5 separate regions of the Homo sapiens genome follow, and all the other regions are linked to region 1. Evidence: chromatin contacts called from ENCODE Hi-C or POLR2A ChIA-PET data. All regions are on one chromosome and are shown on one strand. Each heading gives the region's core, a stretch centred on a gene start or an enhancer-like site at or near the end of the contact. The rest is flanking DNA. Distances are from core to core; before and after follow the strand shown. Region 1 holds the start of PRDM10 (PR/SET domain 10). Region 2 overlaps ETS1 (ETS proto-oncogene 1, transcription factor). Region 3 overlaps LOC107984374 (a long non-coding RNA gene). Region 4 holds the start of FLI1 (Fli-1 proto-oncogene, ETS transcription factor). Region 5 overlaps LOC124902789 (a long non-coding RNA gene).

The links. Hi-C counts contacts between places; a loop is a spot of excess contacts on that map. ChIA-PET counts read pairs that join two places held with the same protein, here RNA polymerase II (POLR2A). Pooled maps may share reads with other maps.
Region 2: a pooled map shows a loop between it and region 1 (4-fold over the local background). The contact joins the enhancer-like site here to the promoter of PRDM10 in region 1. A Hi-C loop is called at or near these places in 2 of 37 single-sample maps with no recorded cell type and 7 of 50 pooled maps. POLR2A ChIA-PET finds 5 or more read pairs at or near these places in 1 of 52 experiments (WTC11).
Region 3: a loop to region 1 is called in a pooled map, with 6 times the contacts of the local background. The contact joins the enhancer-like site here to the promoter of PRDM10 in region 1. A Hi-C loop is called at or near these places in 6 of 50 pooled maps. POLR2A ChIA-PET finds 5 or more read pairs at or near these places in 2 of 52 experiments (A673 and activated T-cell).
Region 4: a loop to region 1 is called in a map of CD4-positive, alpha-beta memory T cell, with 7 times the contacts of the local background. The contact joins the promoter of FLI1 here to the promoter of PRDM10 in region 1. A Hi-C loop is called at or near these places in 1 of 168 maps with a recorded cell type or tissue (CD4-positive, alpha-beta memory T cell), 3 of 37 single-sample maps with no recorded cell type and 8 of 50 pooled maps. POLR2A ChIA-PET finds 5 or more read pairs at or near these places in 1 of 52 experiments (activated B cell).
Region 5: a pooled map shows a loop between it and region 1 (2.8-fold over the local background). The contact joins the enhancer-like site here to the promoter of PRDM10 in region 1. A Hi-C loop is called at or near these places in 3 of 50 pooled maps. POLR2A ChIA-PET finds 5 or more read pairs at or near these places in 2 of 52 experiments (B cell and naive thymus-derived CD4-positive, alpha-beta T cell).

Annotation. Positions count from the first base shown.
Region 1 is chr11:130,000,534-130,004,167 of GRCh38, forward strand. It overlaps PRDM10 (PR/SET domain 10), which reads right to left and starts at 2,302. Exons shown (of 21, transcript NM_199437.2): 1 at 2,189-2,302. PRDM10-DT (PRDM10 divergent transcript) reads left to right here and starts at 2,091. Exons shown (of 1, transcript NR_024233.1): 1 at 2,091-3,634. RefSeq lists silencers at 1,336-1,515, 1,546-1,595, 1,606-1,925, 2,636-3,025 and an enhancer at 2,436-2,525.
Region 2 is chr11:128,481,139-128,485,035 of GRCh38, forward strand. ETS1 (ETS proto-oncogene 1, transcription factor) reads right to left here. Exons shown (of 10, transcript NM_001143820.2): 7 at 3,685-3,897. Among named protein-coding and RNA genes, the nearest start is that of MIR6090, 39 kb to the right of the region's middle. RefSeq lists enhancers at 1,660-1,739, 1,920-1,969, 2,340-2,409. Within about 2 kb of position 1,678, at least 13 of the 41 ENCODE cell types and tissues checked have a DNase peak (open chromatin) inside an H3K27ac peak, as active enhancers do.
Region 3 is chr11:128,049,615-128,053,359 of GRCh38, forward strand. It overlaps LOC107984374 (a long non-coding RNA gene), which reads right to left. Exons shown (of 2, transcript XR_001748082.2): 2 at 1,969-2,092. Among named protein-coding and RNA genes, the nearest start is that of LINC02725, 44 kb to the right of the region's middle. Within about 2 kb of position 1,802, at least 2 of the 41 ENCODE cell types and tissues checked have a DNase peak (open chromatin) inside an H3K27ac peak, as active enhancers do.
Region 4 is chr11:128,691,928-128,695,555 of GRCh38, forward strand. FLI1 (Fli-1 proto-oncogene, ETS transcription factor) reads left to right here and starts at 2,145. Exons shown (of 9, transcript NM_002017.5): 1 at 2,145-2,349. The coding sequence starts at 2,332. SENCR (smooth muscle and endothelial cell enriched migration/differentiation-associated lncRNA) reads right to left here. Exons shown (of 3, transcript NR_038908.1): 2 at 728-1,464; 3 at 1-194. RefSeq lists silencers at 1,204-1,253, 1,274-1,413, 2,097-2,466, 2,687-2,736, 2,777-2,996 and 1 more and a cis regulatory region at 1,633-2,365.
Region 5 is chr11:128,415,668-128,419,697 of GRCh38, forward strand. All of the region lies in intron 1 of LOC124902789 (a long non-coding RNA gene), which reads left to right. Among named protein-coding and RNA genes, the nearest start is that of MIR6090, 100 kb to the right of the region's middle. Within about 2 kb of position 2,087, at least 2 of the 41 ENCODE cell types and tissues checked have a DNase peak (open chromatin) inside an H3K27ac peak, as active enhancers do.

The sequences.
Region 1 (3,634 bases), core at 1,052-3,551:
AAATATATACTCAATTACATTGACATACAATATATGATTAATATGTGGTGGAGCATGCTACAAAATATTAGAAAAACTAAAAATGAATTCTTTGAAAAAGCAAAACAATTTTGCCTTGCAAAACGAGGAACAGCATAGCAGAGTGGGAGCTTACGGGGTAGAAGGCACAAGACATTTGTCTTGATCCAAAACAAACAAAAATGTAATCCTTTCACTAAACGTCCCTGTTCACTTTAAAATGGTTCATTCTGTGTCAACTTCACCTCAATTTATTGTAAAAGTAAACCTAAAGGCCGAGCGCGGGGGCCCATGCCTGCAATCCCAGCACTTAGGGATGCTGCGGCGGTAGGATTGCTTGAGCTCAGCAGTTCGTAACCATCCTGGGCAAAATGATGAAACCCCGTTTCTACAAAAAGTAGAAAAATTAGCCAGGCGTGGTGGTGCACGCCTGTAGTCCCAGCTACTAGGGAGGCTGAAGCAGGAGGATCCCTTGAGCCCGGGAGGTCGAGTCGGCAGTGAGCCAAGATCGCGCCACTGCACTCTAGCCTGGGCAACCAGAGACCCTGTCTCCTAAATAAACCTAGCAAAGTTCCTTTCTAAATACCCCATATTGAATAAACACTGTTTAAACGCTGCTTTGCCCCCAACCAATCCTAATTTTAAAAAAAAATCTTGTTTTCTCTATTCTAGAACAACAAATAAGTACTGCTCATCAAAGTGGAAGCTATTGTGATGCTGGAATGGTAGGAAGATACAAAAAAAATACAATGTAATAATACACCTTCTTGCCTTACAGCGATGGAGGAGTGATAGAAACAAAGAGAACAGGTCAGAAAAAGAGGCCACAAAACAGTCATGAGTGATTCTGCTGTTTTTAATAAAGGTTAAGTACTGCTAAGTTTAGAGAATTTGGGGTGACGAGACAGGCAAGGTTTCAACAGGCAAAGCAGCAGAATTAGGGCACAGGGCAGAGCTGGGTGGGTCTCATCACACATCTAATCCTCGATGACAGCACAAAGCCACCTCTCCTTGTGCTTAAGTGTACACGCACATTGATTGAAAATGCACTAAAATCCAACTCATCCACCAAGCAAGGCTAAAGGCGCGCACACAAATTCAACAGCGCTGCGTTCGCGTGGCTGGAGGGCAGACGGGGAATATTCCATTTTACTTAGTAGAGTATCAACACCTAGCTGCAGGGTTAAACCTGCTTAACAAAAGCTGGCGAGGGGCTGGAGAGGTGCACACCATCAGCCCTCTCCCGAGCGCCGACCGGCCTCGCCCTGCCTCTGCGCTGCACCCTGGGTGCAGGCGGACTGGGGCAGGGCCGCGACCCCGGCCTCGGCCTCCGCCTCCGCCCGGCCAGCCCCGACGCGGTGCCACGGGACAGACCCGCAGGGGCCACCCCACACCCCTGCGGGCCGGCCCCCCGCCCCGGTCCCGGACGCTAGCTTGGGAAGGCAGGCCGGGGGCCCAGCCATCGATGGCAAGTGGGCGGCGCGGCCTCCGCAGACAAAGCTGGGCGCCCCATCGAACAGGACCCTCCGCCCCACGCGCCCGCAACCGGCCAGCCCCGGAGCCCTGCCCGCACTGCCACCCCCAGCCCGGCGCCCGGCCCCCAGCCCCCGGTGCTCGGCTCCCGGCCGGCGGAGACCTGCCCGCCGCGCCCGGAGCGCCCGCGCAACCGCCGCCGCCGGAGCGCGCAGGCCGCCCAACCGCCGTCCCGGCCCAACCAACGCGGGCAGGGGAGGAGAGGTGCGCGCGGCCGGCGGAGCGTGCGAGCCACTCGGGGGTCGCAGGGGGAGGCTGCGCGCGGCGAAGGCAGGGGCGACGAGACGCCGAGGCCGGCGCTGAACGCGGCGCCAGGAGGGCCTGCTGGAGGGGGCCTTGCCCTCTTCCCCTTGGAAGGTGCAGATGGTTTGACCCCCCACCCCGAGTGAGGTGCCTCGTCCCAGCCCCGGCTGGACTGTACCATCGGGCGGTGCCGCCGGGATTTCTCCCCCCCACCACCACCATCAATTCCCCCCCCACCCGGGTCCGCGGTCGGTTGGCCCCGGCCGGGCTCTGAGACGCGGAAAGAGCTGGGCGCCATTTTGGGTGGGACTAAGCAAAGACGAAACACCCTCCCAGTCTATGGGGTAGTCTGGACCCTGGCTTATCTGGTTCCCTTAATCCTTTAGGTACTTACACGACGTTGGGTGAGGGGAGCTGGAAGATCAGCGGGTCCCCGATCCTCTCTCCCTAGGGGTGATAGAAATCAACCCCCCCCGCCACCTCCAGGTGGTTCTTCCCGCCGCAGAGTGGGAGCAGCATAAAAGGCGGGGTCTTATTAGCATAATCTGCCTGGCAACCTGATCTCGACGTTATATGATTGGTTAAACTCTGTAAGCCCCATGCCGTGCCTAGAGACGAGAAACGCTGGGGCGAACTGACAGGCCCAGATTTAGGAGTCATGACGAAGATCCTGAGACGCTTATTCAGTCTGCAGAGAAGCCAAAAGGAGATTCACATAATGGCCCAATGACTGAAGGCCTCTTTATTTCGTGCTCTGCTGTTCGTGTAAAACCCAATCGCAGAGCGGGTCTCAGGCGGCGCTCGCCTGCGTTTCTACTCTCAGCCAATCAGAAAACCCGACTCTTCGCATTGGGGTCAAGCCCCCGCTGCGGCCCGCGTGCTAACGGGGAGGAAGCTTCCAGCTGTGCCTGGGTGTCTCGGGCGCCGAGGGCAGCCTGCGCCCGTGCTAAGCCCGCCTCCCGCGCGCCCGAGGGCCCGGTGTCCCGGAAGACGCGCGGGGGTGAGGCGGCCCTCGCGTCCGCCCGCCCCGCCACAGATTGCCTCCGAAGTGGCCTGGCCGTGGAGCGCCGGCGAAAACCGAACTCCCGCCCGGCTCCCGGAGTCGGGAGCCTGCCGGGGTCTCGCCCTCAGGACCCCCAGGGAGCGGCCGGGCGCCGCCTATCACCCTGACCCACCGCACCTTGAGAGCGCTTTCACTGCGCCTCTTTTTTCTCCTCTACCAATCTGGAAAGGAAGTGAGTGTCATTTCAGACATTGAGAAACATTATTCAACACTGGTTACCCAGTGACTCAGCTCACTCCTTAACCGCAGGCTTCCACATCCTGCTGTCCCTTAAAATTGCCTTCACAAAGGGCAGCCAAGAGCCCAGCTTTGGAGAGATACCCAGCTCCAACTACCCACTGGCAGGCAATACGCAGGGCAGCTAGATGGCAGAGAGACCTTGGACCTTCGGACCTTCGGGGAGCGGTTTTCCCTTCGGTGATATCTACCTTGCTATGTTCGTGATATCTACCTTGCTACGTTATTTTGAAGATTAAGTGAGCTCTTACTTTACCGAGTAAAGTGCTTTGCTTAGCACACTGTCTGGAACTTAAATGAGAAGTACTGACAATATAACTTACAAAAATCCTAAACTATTGCCTGAGAAAAAGAGGGAGACAGGACAGCTAAGCAAAAGACGAGAATAGAAAACACCCACAGCGTGAAAAACTGTAAAATTAACTCAATAGTATTCTCTTTACTGTTTTTTGTTTTGTTTTGTTGTTTTGTTTTTTGATACGGAGTCTCGCTCTGTTGCCCAGGCTGGAGTGCAGTGGTGAGATCTGGGCTCATTGCAAC
Region 2 (3,897 bases), core at 428-2,927, 1.5 Mb before region 1:
AACAGAAAACCATATTCTTTATCCTCTCCAAGTAAAATTATGTACTTGAAATTTAAACTTCATTGGAAAAGTGTAGGCAATATTTAAAAGGTTTATTAAAGAGTTAAGGTCCACAGCAGTGTCAGAAATCCTTTACTGTGTGAGTTGCTTAAGGCATTCTTAACTGACCACAAGATCATGCAAGTTCATTAATTTCCCAAACCAGGTTATAAACAGCTGCTATGATTGCACAATAGCTCCTGGAGAAATTTCCATTGGCAAAAATGCCACTAAAAAGGAGGCTAGCAAAAAAAAAAAAAAAATAGTTTTGGAGGAAAACAAATGAATCTAAGAGCGAAAAAGGCTCGCAGGAATGGTTTTTATATGCAACTTTCAGATACTTTTCAAGTAACCTAAGTTAAATCATAGGAGACTAGATGGTCACCTCAATTCAGCACAGGCCAAAAGGCAAAGGGATGTGACAAATGTTTACGGAGAAATATCCGTAAGTCAACTCTTAATTGTTCAGGGGTGGTTGATCTATAAATTTCAAATCCCAGAATAAGGCTGACTTATACAACTTCATATTAGTGTGCCTCCAGTGTATTTTTCCCTCCATGACAGCGGAGATTGGTTAAAACAATAAACATCAAACATGAACAGATGCCCAAACCTAAATTAAATATATAGGAAAATATGTTGCTCCCAACATTGTTTAAAGATCCGGATAAAATGTATTCGGTTGAGTGTGTACTTTTTGTAAAATCCACTGCTGTGGGTTTTCTCTACATCCTGACCCCCTCTGGAACTGCTTTAAACAGAAAGGTGGTGTCATCCGTTTCATCTCATTCCTTCCTCCACTCATCCATTCAGAGGAGGGTAATCTCTGGAAAGCAAACTGAAGAGCTTCATGGAGTTATCAGCCCTGCCCACCCAGTCCACTAGCAAAAGGGCACCTCTTCATTCTTACTAAAAATGAATATATATTTCTTTATAATTCTTAAAAATTCTTTCCCATTTACCCACCAGAAAAGTCATCTTTTTCACCTTTTTAGAGATCATTTAATTTTCTTTCAAGAAATTCACACTAAATGATTTAAGAAAACAGCCTACAACCAGAATGTCAAAGCCTTGTTTTAGCAGAACAGGAAATTCTGTGGCGTCTCATAAAAAGGTATTTGTTCATACCAGCTACTGATCTTCATGGTCACTTATTTTCTCTTTGAGACAAACATACCAAAAGCCTAAGAAGGAGAATTTATATTTTCATCAACACCGCACCAAGTCGATAGTATTTATGCTAAAGTCTCTCTGAAATGATTCCATTTCTATCAGCCAATTTTATACTTGGAGAAAAAGGACATCAGAATTTTCACAAGCAAGATAGTAGAGTTTCCAAGGAGTCCCACTAAGCAAGGGGACTAAACCAAGCCAGAACCAGTCTCTGGCAACCCCCCAAACATGAGGCAAATGCAACCCTGTTGAGAGTTGTGGTTTACAGCGGTAGGCAGCTTTCATTTTAGCTCGATTTCACAACCCTGGTGCTGGGAACCTTCATTTACGGGTATTTTCTCCAAAAATGGGTAGAATCCAACTGGATTAGATACTCAGTTATGCTGCTGCGCTCATGTAGGGAAACCTGTGTTCTCTAAACTGTCCACTAGCCAGCCTTTCTGAGAAGGGCCTCGGCGAGCTCCTTCCAAAGCTATCTGAGTCCACCAAACAGACCTCAGAGCACTCAAAACAGAAGATGCGGCAGCACCCAGCCACCCACTGAGTAGACTCGTACAAAGACAGTCCTTAGGGCCCAAATAAGTGGGGCATAGAAGCACTCTGTACGCTGTAATGCAGCCCGTGAATACTGTACTATGGTTAGTATAAATAACAATCAGCTAACAGTAATGCTTTCGGTCTAGACCAATCACAGCATCTCAGAATCAATTGGCCCTTTGCATAGGCCCTGTTTGCAGCACTTCTAACATGCAGAAAACAGCCCTGCACAAAATGGTCTTCCCCTCAAGTTTCTGTGGCCTGAACTTGGAGGGAGGGAAGAAGAGTGGAGCCAGAAAGAAATACCTCATGTCTCCTTGTAAGGGTCACTTTTGGTCCACAGTCATTAGTTTGGGGTTGGAGGGGTGGTAGGGACCAAAACCAAGAATGAAGAAAAGGAGAGGGAAAGAGACAATTACACAAATGCAAAGCCAGATGCAATTTCAAAACAATGTGACAGGAGATCGACCCAAAGTTACAACATGGCTGAGCCCAAACCCACAGGCTTGGCCTCACTGTGTAGATGTACAGAAAGTCCCACAAGGAAGAAAGTCGTTTTAATGCTTTGACTCGCCTGATAAAAAAGAAACACATGTACACACACTTGTGTGTATGTATTTAAATAGACATGCACCCAAAAATAAAAAAGAGCCAGAAAGGGGAAGGCCGACTGGTCCCACCCATCCCCTTCGGTCTGAAACACTAACACCCTGGGGCCTTAAGAAGGAAGATTAGGGGTTCTGATTTTGCAGGGACTTTCCCTCTGCAGGGCTTGTTGGTGATCCCTAGGCCTGCTAGGAGGAAGTGTGAGTCTGAATACTCGAAGAAGACGACAATGGGCATGACCCATGATTCTTCAAAGTAAAGGTACCATTGGGCTCTCCTCCAAGAGCCTCACAATAGGCACCGCATATGGTCAGTCATTGAGCAGAAATCACTAATAGGCCAGCCCCAGCCTGACATCTGACCCAAGCCCCGCTTGATCAGCTTTCTCCTGTTCCTCTTCCCATTTATAATTCTTTCCCATTTACCCACCAGAAAAGTCAGGTTTTTCACCTTTTTAGAAATCATCTAGCTCTTGCTAAATAGACAAACCCTTTCTTACAATAGATTGCATTTTTCTCAGAAACAAAACAATCTGGACACTTTACTAGGTAGGCTGTACCTCTGAGTGTTTATGTCCTGTTCCTAAAAATTGGGTGCATTTTACCTTTTTTGCTTTATGTCACCCAGCTCTATTTTTAAACACTTTCTTCCCTGACAGTGAATATTTTATCACTATTATAATAGTCACGTTAACAAAACTACCTTCTTTTGGAAACCCCTGGCCACCTCCGTCCCTGGTCCTCTAGCTAAATACACACTTCACCACACTGCTGATGACTGGTTCCAAATAAACCGTTGGTTAACCATCTTGTATCTTCCCAAACCGAAAAAGTCACAGGAGGCTAAAGATCCCAGGCTGGCCAGCAGAGGTCATTCCAGGTACCCAGCTAGGATCTACAGTCAGACCCAGGAGTCCTCTGGGAGGAGCACCAGGACACATGCTAAGCTTAAGGGTTTTCCAGGGTGGCCACTTGAACCATTTTTACTTGATTATGTCCTCCTCAAGGAAAATAGAGCATACCTTTCAAAATGACCAAATTCAACTAGAGTTATTGAGTAAAACATTTTGCCCAAGTAAGATATTTAATTTCTTAGATTGCCTGATTTTGATTTCACTGTGGACCCCATGGCCTTTGTCATAATAATGGACTTGGCTAAAACACCACGATGGAAAGTTCTTAGTATCTGGACACTCTAAGATGGGAAGGCTGAAACTGAGGAATCTACAGGTCTAATAAATAAGAAAAAAAAAATGGAACCTGAAAAAAACTCACAAAGTCAGGTAATTCTTGTAAACCCAAGAGCTTTTAGAGAAGAAATATGACCTACCACGACTGGTCCTCCCCATGCACATGTTGTCTGGGGTGACGACTTCTTGTTTGATAGCAAAGTAGTCATTCTGCAAGGTGTCTGTCTGGAGAGGGTCTCGGAGAATGACCGAGGGGTAGTCATTCTCATACTTGAGGGAGAGGAGCTCTTCCGAGCTGATGGGATGGAGCGTCTGATAGGACTCTGTGATGAAGCTGGGCTCTGAGAACTCCG
Region 3 (3,745 bases), core at 552-3,051, 2.0 Mb before region 1:
CAAAGGAAAAAATCAAAGGTTGCTCATCCACAAAGATCTGATTGATCAAACAATTATTTTCTGTCTAAGACAATGCATAACTCTTTTGTGCCATAGAGGCTTCTGAAATACAGGAAGGTGTTGTAAACCAGGAGACCTCCATGAGCGAAGCTTCAGTGAAAAAATACCAGAGGGATTGATGAGTAACACTTCATGTAGAGCCATCTCTATGGGTTTGAAGCTTTCCTATTAGAATTTACCTGTCAGATTCTGAAGAAGAGGGAAGTAAAGAAGCTAAAGAGATAAATGGTGTGCAGGCTGAACACAATCTGGTCTTCCGGAGATGACACCACATTCACAATAATAAAACAAAGGCACTAGGAACACCAATAAGGAAAAATCACCCAGAAGTGAAAGTGTGAATCAGTAACATAAAATGTAAGCCATAAAGATGAAGCTCCAACCGTCCTGAAGACGTGGGCATTGAACATAGGCCAACAAAGATCTTTAGCTCGTGCTTTGGAGAGAAAGAAGTTAAAAATGAAATTATGAAAATAAATAAAATAACAAAAACTAACAACAACAATAAAATAGCAGGTGACTTTATAAAGTACCTACTACTTTTCTAACTACTTTGCATATATCCACTAGTAATGGGATTATAATGACCCTTTAATGTAGGTGCCATTATTATGAGAAAACTGAGGCATAGAGAAGTTAAGTAATGACTTGCGCAAGGTCACACTACTATAACAGCAAAACCTGGATATAAACTCAGACGTTTTGCCTTCAAAGTCTATATATTCCTGACCACTGTGATATACTACCATTGCAAATTAAAACTTGGGGCTTTAAAAATGATCAAGAATCATATTCAGGCATATGTTAAAAGAAAAACTTCAGGCAAATTAAATTTAAAAGAATTTACATGAGCAAAAAATGATTCAGGCGTCAGGCAACTCTAAGAATCAGAAGAGGTTCAGAGAGCTTTTTTTTTTTTTAGGAGAGTGAGCAGCGAGCTTTTATTGGCAGACACAGAAGTAAAGTAGAAGAATCATTTTATTGGCCACAGCTAAGATGTCTGCCTTATTTGAGTACGGTATGATGAGTTGACTGCCTGTGACTGGCTGAAACACTTCTGTTTATTATACTCCTAAGTTAGGTTTAAGTGCTAAGTTAGGTTGTACTTTGCTACGTAGGAACTCAAAGTATGGAGACAGACTCAGGCTAGTGGCCTCCAGCTTATTTAATTTAACCTATAGAACTTCAGAGTTTATGAAGCATTTATATTCACGATCCCATTATTCCTTTTATCACCATGAGAGAGGCAGTGCAGAAAGCAGGGTTTCCCTTCCACAGAAGAGATGACTGGTGCCCAGGGAGGACTCAGTGTCTGATCCATGTCCCAGTGAGTGACAGGTCTTTTTGGCCTAAATCTTTGTCTTTTTTTTCCCCAAATCCTATGACCTTTCAACAACATAGAGTTGACTCAACTAGAAAGCAAGTAAGATTGACCAGCTGGTTTCTGATGTCAGGTTCCTTGATAAATACAAATATTTTCCACCAACAAGTGAGACTAATGCTATGTCTCAGTAAAATAGTAAAAGGAACTCACAAAATAGTTTCTGCAGATTCATGCACACAGGGTGTGTGTGTGTGTGTGTGTGTGTGTGTGTGTGTGTGTGTAGTTTTGGTAGTAACAAGGGCAAAAGAAAATAAAAGTAAAAAACACTACTTGCTTCCCCTCAAACATGTGAGGAATAGCAGGCCTCATATATGTATTCTGAATGTCTGAATGCACTATAATAAAAGACTTTTGATCCAGTGAACAAAGAGATCGGTTTTGTTTTGGCTTTTTTTTTTCTTTTCCTGTGAGGGTGCTGTGGGGCAGGTGATGGTGAACAGGAACATGAATCAGAAAAGAAGCAAGAGTCCAAAAGGCAGTGATGGGGTCTCACAAGTTGAAAGTGGGAAGAAGAAAAAAACAAATTATTGTATTTCTTTATTCATTTCTCAACAGACTTTTTTAGTTGTTTCTTCATCTTAGCTGTTTTGAATGATGCTGCCGTGAGCATGGAGGGCAGCTGTCTCTTCAAAACTCTTCTTTCATTTCCTTGGGGGGAAACATAAAAGAAGAGAATCACGTTCTTGGAAATCAGACGGATGAGTGTGCAAAAGAGAACAGGAAAGAACCAAAATAAGGATGAAATACTTTGGAGAAGAGAAGAATGAAATCCATGAGAAACAAAAGCAAAAGTGACAAACAGGGAAGAGTGCTGAGTTCATAGGAAATTTATGTTTTCTTTCTGGAAATTTTAAGTGGCTTGCATGATTGTGAGGTAAGAGTTCTCAATAAGTTAAATACATTTTAAAATAAAAATTTAAAAGGCTATCAAATGTGATGATTTATGTGAAAATATTCTCCAAAATTATAAAATGCTGTTGAGGAGCTAGATATTATTGTTGCTATTACCATTGATGACATTTTCTGTGGTGTCATTCCTGGCAGGCCACCAAGTGATTTTACTCAGCTCCATCATATTTGGGGGCTATGGTTCCATGTTAGATAAAATCACCTGTCCTTCCACTCCTCTGAATACAGTCGAATGGATATTATCTACTGATGTCAACTACAATCTTATAATAAAAGAAATAGTGAGCTATTTTCCACTTTTATTTAATATGGAATATGAGAAAATGATCATAAATTACAGCAAGAGTGATTTAGGTTCAGAATGGCAAAAAGAATATTTTCTTGCTGTTTATGCATGGAAACCGATTACTCGGGAAATAGAACTATCTCTTTCCCAGCGATAACAAGAAATTGTTTCCTGCTTATTTTCAGTTGTTTAGAAGAGGGCACTTGGAGGTGGACTGGGCTGCTGAAGGGGGTCATTTTGAGAGACCTGTTGAAATCCTCAAGCTGTATTATATAAATACAAGATGTGCTATTGAGATGTGCTATTAAGCTAGACACCTACCAGTGCTTCAATCCTATGCATCCTCAAGTAGCCTTCAACAGTTAATACAAGTTTTAAAATACCTTTAGTTCTGAAAATTGTTGAAAACGTTGAGAGTGAAAACATTGAAAAATCTCAAGTATTTCAGGTAATAAAGAAATCATTACTGGATTTTTCTGTTTTCAATTGCTATTTCATTTATTTTCCTCACTCAAAACATTCTTTGCCCAGGCTGATGCAACTTAGTTTGCTTTATTCACCCAAAATATAGGACTTGATGTTTCCTTCCTTATACAACTTCCTACTCAAATCCCCTATCTTCCTTAAAGGCCGTGAAGGTGTTCTCTGCTTCCTTATCCTTTCAACCAGTCCCAGAAAGTTGTTTCCCTTTTCGTTAAGAGGCATAAAAATGTCAGTGCCACTGAATATACAATATCTTTATTCTCATCATCTAGGAGACAGGATGTGGTTAGGGTGTTAAATGTCAGGCATGTCAGATTTCACTTCCTGCTTCATAATCAATCCAATATGGGTCTACCAGGTCCCTGTTATATCCAAGCTTTTCCAAGATCTTGCTTCTAATCTGACCTGGACTGCTCTTACTTCAATTACCCAGGGACAAAGTTAACAATACCTGGCAATAACCCTCCCCTTCATCTACCTCCTGGCCCTTCTTCCATCTCCAGGGTTATAAAAATGAAGGAAATGTGTTACGACTGATTCACATGGCTTGGGAGTTGCTTGCTGGATGATTTCATAGTCTGGCTATTAGCTGTGAAGAAATATAATACCATCTTTACATATCT
Region 4 (3,628 bases), core at 895-3,394, 1.3 Mb before region 1:
TGCCATGAACAGCCTCTGCAACTGGCCAGCACCAGGAAGGGGGGCCTCCTGGTGGTGGAGTTGGAGTCCTTTCTGGCTGAATGAGGAGCAATGTGGCTGGGGTGTGCGGGTTTCTGGTGAGGTCCGGGTGGGAAGCCGTCTCTCCGCATTCTCCTGAAAGCTCTGTTGTAGTTTGAAGGTCGGTAGAGCCTGGGCTGAAAAGGAAACAATTTGGGGTTTGAAAGGATGTAATTCATTCTTCCTTTCCCGTTAACCTCTTTCCTCTCTGGAAAGCACGTGGAAACGCTGAAGGGAGGAGTGAGAGGGCAGGCAGCCTGCCGCGGGGAGGAAAGGGTTAAGCCTGATTTCTTTTAATTGAACTCCAGAACTGGTGGCCCCAGGCAAAGGGGGGGACTGACCCCGCTAGCGGTAACCAGATGTGGCGGTCCCAGGGGAGCCCCGGAGCAGACCCCTGGATTGAGAAGCAGACAGGAGCGGGGGGAGTCAGCCCGGCCCCCATCCCACCATCCACCCCACCCCCACCCCCAACACGCACACCAAGTCTCAATTGCTGGCAGGCTGCACCCGCCACTCCAGGTCTGGTCACGTTCAGACCCGTGTCTGTATTCGAACCCAAAATTGGAGCCGAATTGATGAGACTAATTTCTAGAGAGGGAGGGGGAGGGAGGGAGACGAGTGAGCTCTCGGGCTCAATTGCTCCTGAAGAAATAAAGAATTAATAAGTCACCTTTTTTCGCCTCTGTGGACACCCTTTTGAAATTTTTTCTTCCAATTGACTTGGATCTCCTCTGGATTTTTTTTCCCTCTTTCCCCCGTCGGACTCTTAAATAAAAGTGAGCAAGTCCAAAGCGTGGTCCGGAGAGCGTGGACAAGGTAACCTGTTTTGGATGTCCGGGAGAAGGGAGTCCGGCCGAAAGGGCCCAGCCCCTCGAGGCTGCTCCAACTGGGGCGCGCGGCGGCCCAGGAGGGAGGCGGGGAGGTCTCCGGGTTGGGCCGGGGAACGCCGGCCTCCAGGCTGGGTAGGGAGGACGGTCCAGAGCGCGGGCCTCCGGGTCTCACCCCGGGAAAAGTCTGGGTCTGCTCTGCGCTGTTGCGTGCTGCGCTCCTGGGACCTGCTGACTGTCCTAGAGGGAACGTCCCGCGGTAGTGTCAGTTCCCTGGGGACCAGGAAGGGCGACTCTTGCCTGGGAGTCAGTGCTTGGGCCGTCGGGTCCGGGTAAGCGCTGGGGGTTTGGCTCGAGAAGATGCGGATAGGTGGCCTAGGGCGCCGCGGATCTCCGCCCTCTGCGGGCACCGGGAGCCCAGGGTCGAGGCGCGCCGCCCCGAGGGGCCCCTTCTCCTAACAATGCGCCCGGAATGGAGTCCGCGCCCTGACAGCGCGGGTCAGCCCGAAACCGCCCAGAATCCGCTTCGATGAGTGGGTGAGCCGCTCTGGGAGTCTGCCGCGTCTCGGCAGCGGAGGGCCTGAGTGGAAAAATTCTTATTGGATGCACTTTTTAATGGTTGGTTTGCCTCGGTTTTCGTCCGAGTCTTCCCCGGCAGTAGGCGCTGGGTTACCCGCAGCCCTAGCCAACTCTCCCTCCATACCCCCCCTACCCCACCCCCAAAAAGTTTGTCTCCGGCTGGAAAAAGCATTAATGAACGTATCTGTGGGAAGAAACGGAAAGTGAATGAGTCAGGAGGGCCACCTTCGGCCAACCGCCTCAGGAAAAGCAAAGAAGCCAAAGGTCTTTGGCTTTGGATTTTGGGGGAAGGTGATGGGGGGAGGTTCAGACTTCGGGAATCAGGGCGCGGACGCTGGGCGTGGACCCCGTCATTGTTCCCGGCTAGCTCTTATCTCCCAGGAGCAAGTATCCTGTGTGCGCAGCGCATGAATGTGTCTGGGCATCTCCGCGTATATTTATATAGTGTGTGATGCGAAAAGCAGGACCAGCAGGGGAGGAAGAGGGGGTGTGGGGGGGGAGGGAAGACGAGGGAGAGCAGAGGGGAGAGAAGAGAGAGGAGAGCTCGAGGCGAGAGAGAGAGAGAGAGAGAGAGAGAGAGAGAGAGAGAGAGAGAGAGAGAGATAGGACTTCCTCCCCGATTCGCAAAGTGAAGTCACTTCCCAAAATTAGCTGAAAAAAAAGTTTCATCCGGTTAACTGTCTCTTTCGCTCCGCTACAACAACAAACGTGCACAGGGGAGTGAGGGCAGGGCGCTCGCAGGGGGCACGCAGGGAGGGCCCAGGGCGCCAGGGAGGCCGCGCCGGGCTAATCCGAAGGGGCTGCGAGGTCAGGCTGTAACCGGGTCAATGTGTGGAATATTGGGGGGCTCGGCTGCAGACTTGGCCAAATGGACGGGACTATTAAGGTAAGCGGCGGGGCAACGGACGCGGGCGGCGGGGACCGGCCGGGGAGGCGAAGCGGCGGGCGGGTAGGTGCGGGGCCCGCGTCCCGGAAGACGTGGCCTCTCTCCCTTCCCTCCGCGCCCCGGCTTCGCGCCGGCTCCTCCGGCGCTCGGGTGGCGAGTCCTACTCGCGGGCCAGCCGGCCAGGCGCCCGCATTGAGGGCGACCCTCCCCCGAAATCCCAGCCCCCAAAGTGGAGCCCCGGCCCCCCTCCCACCTCGCTGCCCGCCGGGGCTGCAGGAGGGGACGGCGGGAAACCGGGGGACCCCAGGGTACGGAACGGAGTCAAGGGCGAGAGACCTCGGGGTCCACCACTCCCACCGACACCCGGGGCTCCCGTGGCCCCAGCGCTAGGCACTGGGCTTCCTCTCCGCAGAGGCGGAACACGGCGGGGGCGGGGGCTGCAGTCGCCCGGGCTCGGGTCCCTGCCTGGTGGGCCCTGGGGTGGGTAAGTGGCCTCGTTGCACGAGGGTAGGGGTGCAAGTGAGTGTGTCGGGGGATCTATCTGAGCGGGCTCCTCCAGATGGAAGCCCCTGTTTACATGTCAGCGCTTTCCCTTCCTCTCGGCACTCAGTCGCCCGGCTCTAGGCGCTGGAGAGCCGCCGGCTCCGCGGGACTCCTGGGCCGGCCTCGCCGCCTCTCCGGCGGGGAACCTTCCCCAGCCCCCGTCCGCACAGATCCCTAGCGCCCCGAGCCCCCGCCCTTCGCGCCTAGGCGTGCGCCGGCTCCAGGACCAGGGCTCCTGGAGCTGTCGCCTCCGAAAGGGTCCTGCGTCCTTCGGAGCCGCCTCCGTTGCAGGGGCCGGCTGTGAGCCCGCGCCCCGCGCCCGCCCGGCCATTCCCACCCCAGCCGCCGCCGCCAAGCCTGGGTCTAGGTTGCAAAGTGCAACCCAGGCGGAAAGGTGAGGGTTTGGGTTCGCGTCTCACTTCAGAAAAGTTGACTGCTGTCTCTGAAAGGGTTCGCCAAGTAGGGCCAGGAGCAGAGAGGAGGGACACCCCCTAACGTGACGGGCCTTAGAGGACCTAGGGGAATGAATGGGACCAGGGGTTAGCTTCGAGGCTGCCGCGCAACACCAAGCGGGAGTCTGTCTGGAAAAACTATTAGGCTGGCGAGGTGGGGACTGGCAGAGCCCGCCATTCCCCAGAACCCGAAAGAATCGACTCCCTGCTCAGGGCTCAGCAAGAGAAGGCTAAGATGTTGGGCTCAGAGAATTCAAGAGATTTTTATCTTCTGGGTGGGGTCG
Region 5 (4,030 bases), core at 837-3,336, 1.6 Mb before region 1:
ATTGATATTTCAGGGTGAAGAAATTCCTAAGCATGGGCTTCAGAACTTCAGGTTTACAGAGCTTGGGCAATTGTCAGACTGTACCACTGGCCCGAGTGGGGATTTCCAGGAATGGTTTTAGTTCAAAAGCAGATGATGTCATCAACACAGACTGCTACCCCATATATAGCAGCACAAGAATTAATTACAGGGCAGGATGAATGGATAAAGAAGATTTAGTTACGGTGATTTGGCATATTATTTACTTTTCAATATTCAATACTCTGATAAAAATATGGAAAGACCTTTCTTTTCCCTTTAAAATGTATCTCAAACTTTCAATTTAACCAACTCTGGTTTTGCAAACTAAAATTAAACATTTGTGAATGGTAGCTGATTCTCAATGACCACTCAGAATTTAGAAATGATTTTGATGCTTCATAGGCCATATGGTCTCTGTTGCATCTAGTCAATTCTTATGAATATATCTAAATTTTCAACATACTGGAGAGTATATCTAAATACTAAAGTAGCCATAAATTATATGCAAACGAATGAGCATGATTATGTTTCAATAATACTTTATTTATGAAAACAGGTGATGGGCCTGATTTGACCCAGTGGGCCACAGTTTGTCAACATGTGATCTAAAGCATCCTAAAATTTTTCTATTTGCTACCCTGGGACCTTGATTATTTCAGGGCCAACCTAATTTCCAAGTCCAAGGTATATGAAGCATAAGCTTTCTTTGGAGGACTTTTTAATGGGCCTTTGGATTGGTGAAACCATTTTCTTTTACCTCTGTCTAATTGGATATTTTATCTTCTATGTGGTAGAGGCTAACAGGCACCAGTCATCTTCTACCCAAGTTGGAATTAAGAGAGAAACACCTAAGTTAGACAAGTAGGGATTAAAATGTCAGTTTTATTATAGATAAAATCCATTTCAGAGAATCCAGCTGAGGTTTACAGCTAGTGACTATGCAAGTAATTTATTCTGAATTAAACAGACCTGCTCACCCAATCACAAGCACATCTGGACACAGGCCTCTCCACATGGACCTATGTCGGTAAAAGCTAGAGTGCAAAGCAACAAGGATGTGTTCGCTCTGCAGCAATATCTCAGGAGATGAGGAAGGAAGGTGCTGAATTATGCATCCCCAAGTTTATCTCCCAAATTCTCAATTGGAAAATATTATTCCTTCTTCCCTGGAGAGGTTTGAGTTGGGAGACTAAAAAGCCAGGAGTATTTCTCTGCTACAGACTTATCCATAATGAAATACAAACACAGGGTGGAAAGAAAGGTTTCCCTCCAACACCTAAATAACTTCTTACTCTTTTACTCCCTTGATTAAAATGTTAAATGACCCCTCTTTCCTCAAAAGAAAAAAAAAATCAGTTCTGATATCTTATCCTGGTATTAAACATGCTTCACTCTCTGGCACTAGACTACTACTACCTAGTATGACTCTCCTCTCTGGCCAGGTAAGTCTGTTTATAACCTCTGTAAGATGACACTTAAATTTTGCCTCCTTGCCTTTGCCAAGGCCATTGCTTCCACCTGGAATGCACTCTTTAATTGTTTTACTTGATTCATATCTATCTTTCAGCGCCCAGCTCTAGCCTCTGTGAAGCCTTCCTGGATCACTCTAGTTCTCAAAGCCCTCTCTGCCCTTGAACTACTAAAGTCCTTACTGTCTGTATCTTAGGCATTTGCAGTTGGTGTTGTTAATTTTGCATAATTATATCCTATCTCCAAATTGAGATGTTCAGTTCTTTGAGGATCAGAAACATTTGTTAGGCATCTTTATACCCTCAAAGCAACTAGCACAGTGATTTCACATAATGTAAGGGTTCATATGTTTGCTCATGTGTTATATACCCTTTAAAATAATTTATTAAATAATTATTTAATTACTTATGTTATGTTATAAATATATAACAACAACGACTTCTCACTAATCCAGACTAGCTCCATTAGTAAAAGTTAATGAGGATGTGCTCTATTCAGAATACGTTTCATGTGTTTTTGTGCTGCTGTTGCCTAGAACCATGAAACAGATTTGTAGTTGGTTGTTTCCAGTCCTGAGGAAATGTGGGCTTGCTGAGCTTCTGAACTACATCCTTCTTGTGAGCAGCTTAGATTTCAAGGTTACGTGCTTCCAGAAATAGAAAGGGAGTATTTAGATTCTTTCCTTCCCTGTCAAGAAACTCTGTTGAATCATCTTTTGGCAATAATGCCAAAGTAATTTGTAAGCGTTAGAACATTTGTGCAGACAGCATAAGTTCCTTCAAATAATGCAGTTGCATAAAGCAGTAATGTTAATTAGTCAAAGCAACTTTTTTAAAATCAGTAGTTCTATGCACATGTGACACCACCTTGGTAAAAAGAGCTTTAGAAATTTGAAGAAAATTTTGAGTTGTCCCAATATCGAGAGGGGATGCCACTGTCACTTATTGTGAAATAGCTAGGGATGCTAGATGTCCTGCAACGTGTAAGGCATTCTCATGCAGTGAAAAATTGCCCCACATTCTAACTGGTCTTCAAATGTCCCTCCATACATTTATGTGGATGAAAACTATTTAAACTTATCTGAGCCTAACACTTAATGCCATTTACATATAAACACCTAGGATCTAGTTTTTGTACAGTTTAAATACATGATTTTGTACAGTTTGAATTTTTGCAACTGTTATGTAAATCAAAGAAAGATTACGTTTTGTCTCATATGGAAATTTAACAAGCTTCATTTATCATTGTGAAAAATCATGTTACCAGTGGAAGTACCACTTTTGGTATTTGAATACCCATTGCAATACACCCATCAGATGTGGGACTATCATCTCAAATATTTCCTCCGTAACGGATTTTCCAGAAAAACCTTTTCTCCAGATGTGTTCAAACCCTAGTCTATCCTGCTTCCATAAACACTAAATACAACCTCAATTACACTTATCAACTTGGTTTATAATTTTTGTTTATATATTCATGTCTCAGCTTTTAAACTGAGAACAACTTAAGAGCAAGGACTATGCCCTATTTATTCTTATATCTTTAGAATCTTAGACAGTACCCAATATATAGAAGGTATTTTATAAGTGTTTAGTGAATCCATTCATTCATTCTTGCTTTCATTTTATAAAAAATATTTATTTTGCACTTACTATGTACAAAACACAGTGCTAGATGATAAAAATATTGCAGTGAGCAAATCAGATATGGATATTAATCTTATGGAGCTTAAACTTTAATCAGGAAGAAAAAAAGCATCAGTTACCAATTTTTAGCTTCTATAGAATTATCCTAAATGCCACAATTAATAAGTACAAGATGTCCTTTTCGGGTATGAATGAAGAAATGAGGCCTAGGCTGGAAGAGAAATAGAAAGCGATATTTAAGTGTATCAGGTATCTATTGCTTCATAGTAAGTAGACCTCAAAGTGGCTTAAAATAACAACGATTTAATTATCATTTACAAGTCTGTGGATCAATTAAGAGGTTCTGCTGATCCAACCCCAGCTCTAATCTCAGCTGTGCTTCCTTATGAGTTTATGGTCAGCTGGGAGTTGGCTGGTCTGGGACAGCCTCAGTCAGGATCCTCCAGCAGACTAGCCTGGGCTTTCTGGGTAATGGTGGGGTTCAAAGAGAGTAAGCCCAGGCCTGCAAAGCCTTCTGAGACTCAGAATTGGCACAGTCACCACTCTGCAGCATTTCATTGACCAAGGCAAGTCACAAGGCCAGCCCAGATTCACAGGGTAGGAAAAGAGACTTCACCCCTCGGCCATGGAAGGAGCTGCAAAGTCACATTTTAAAGAGGGTAAGAGTGTAGACACAGGAAGGGGTGGCCATTGTTGTAATCAGCAGCACCAAGTTAAGGCGTAAAGAAGGGATAGGAGTCAACCAAACAGTTAGCTGAAGAGAACTGTGGTCAGCATGTCAAGGCCCTGAGGCAAGAAATAGCATGCAGTCGTCCAGAAGGCTAAGAAAGCCAGAGCGGCAGCATGCTGAGAGTGAGGGGTGAGTTGTACAAAATGAGGCTGGTAAGAAGGAA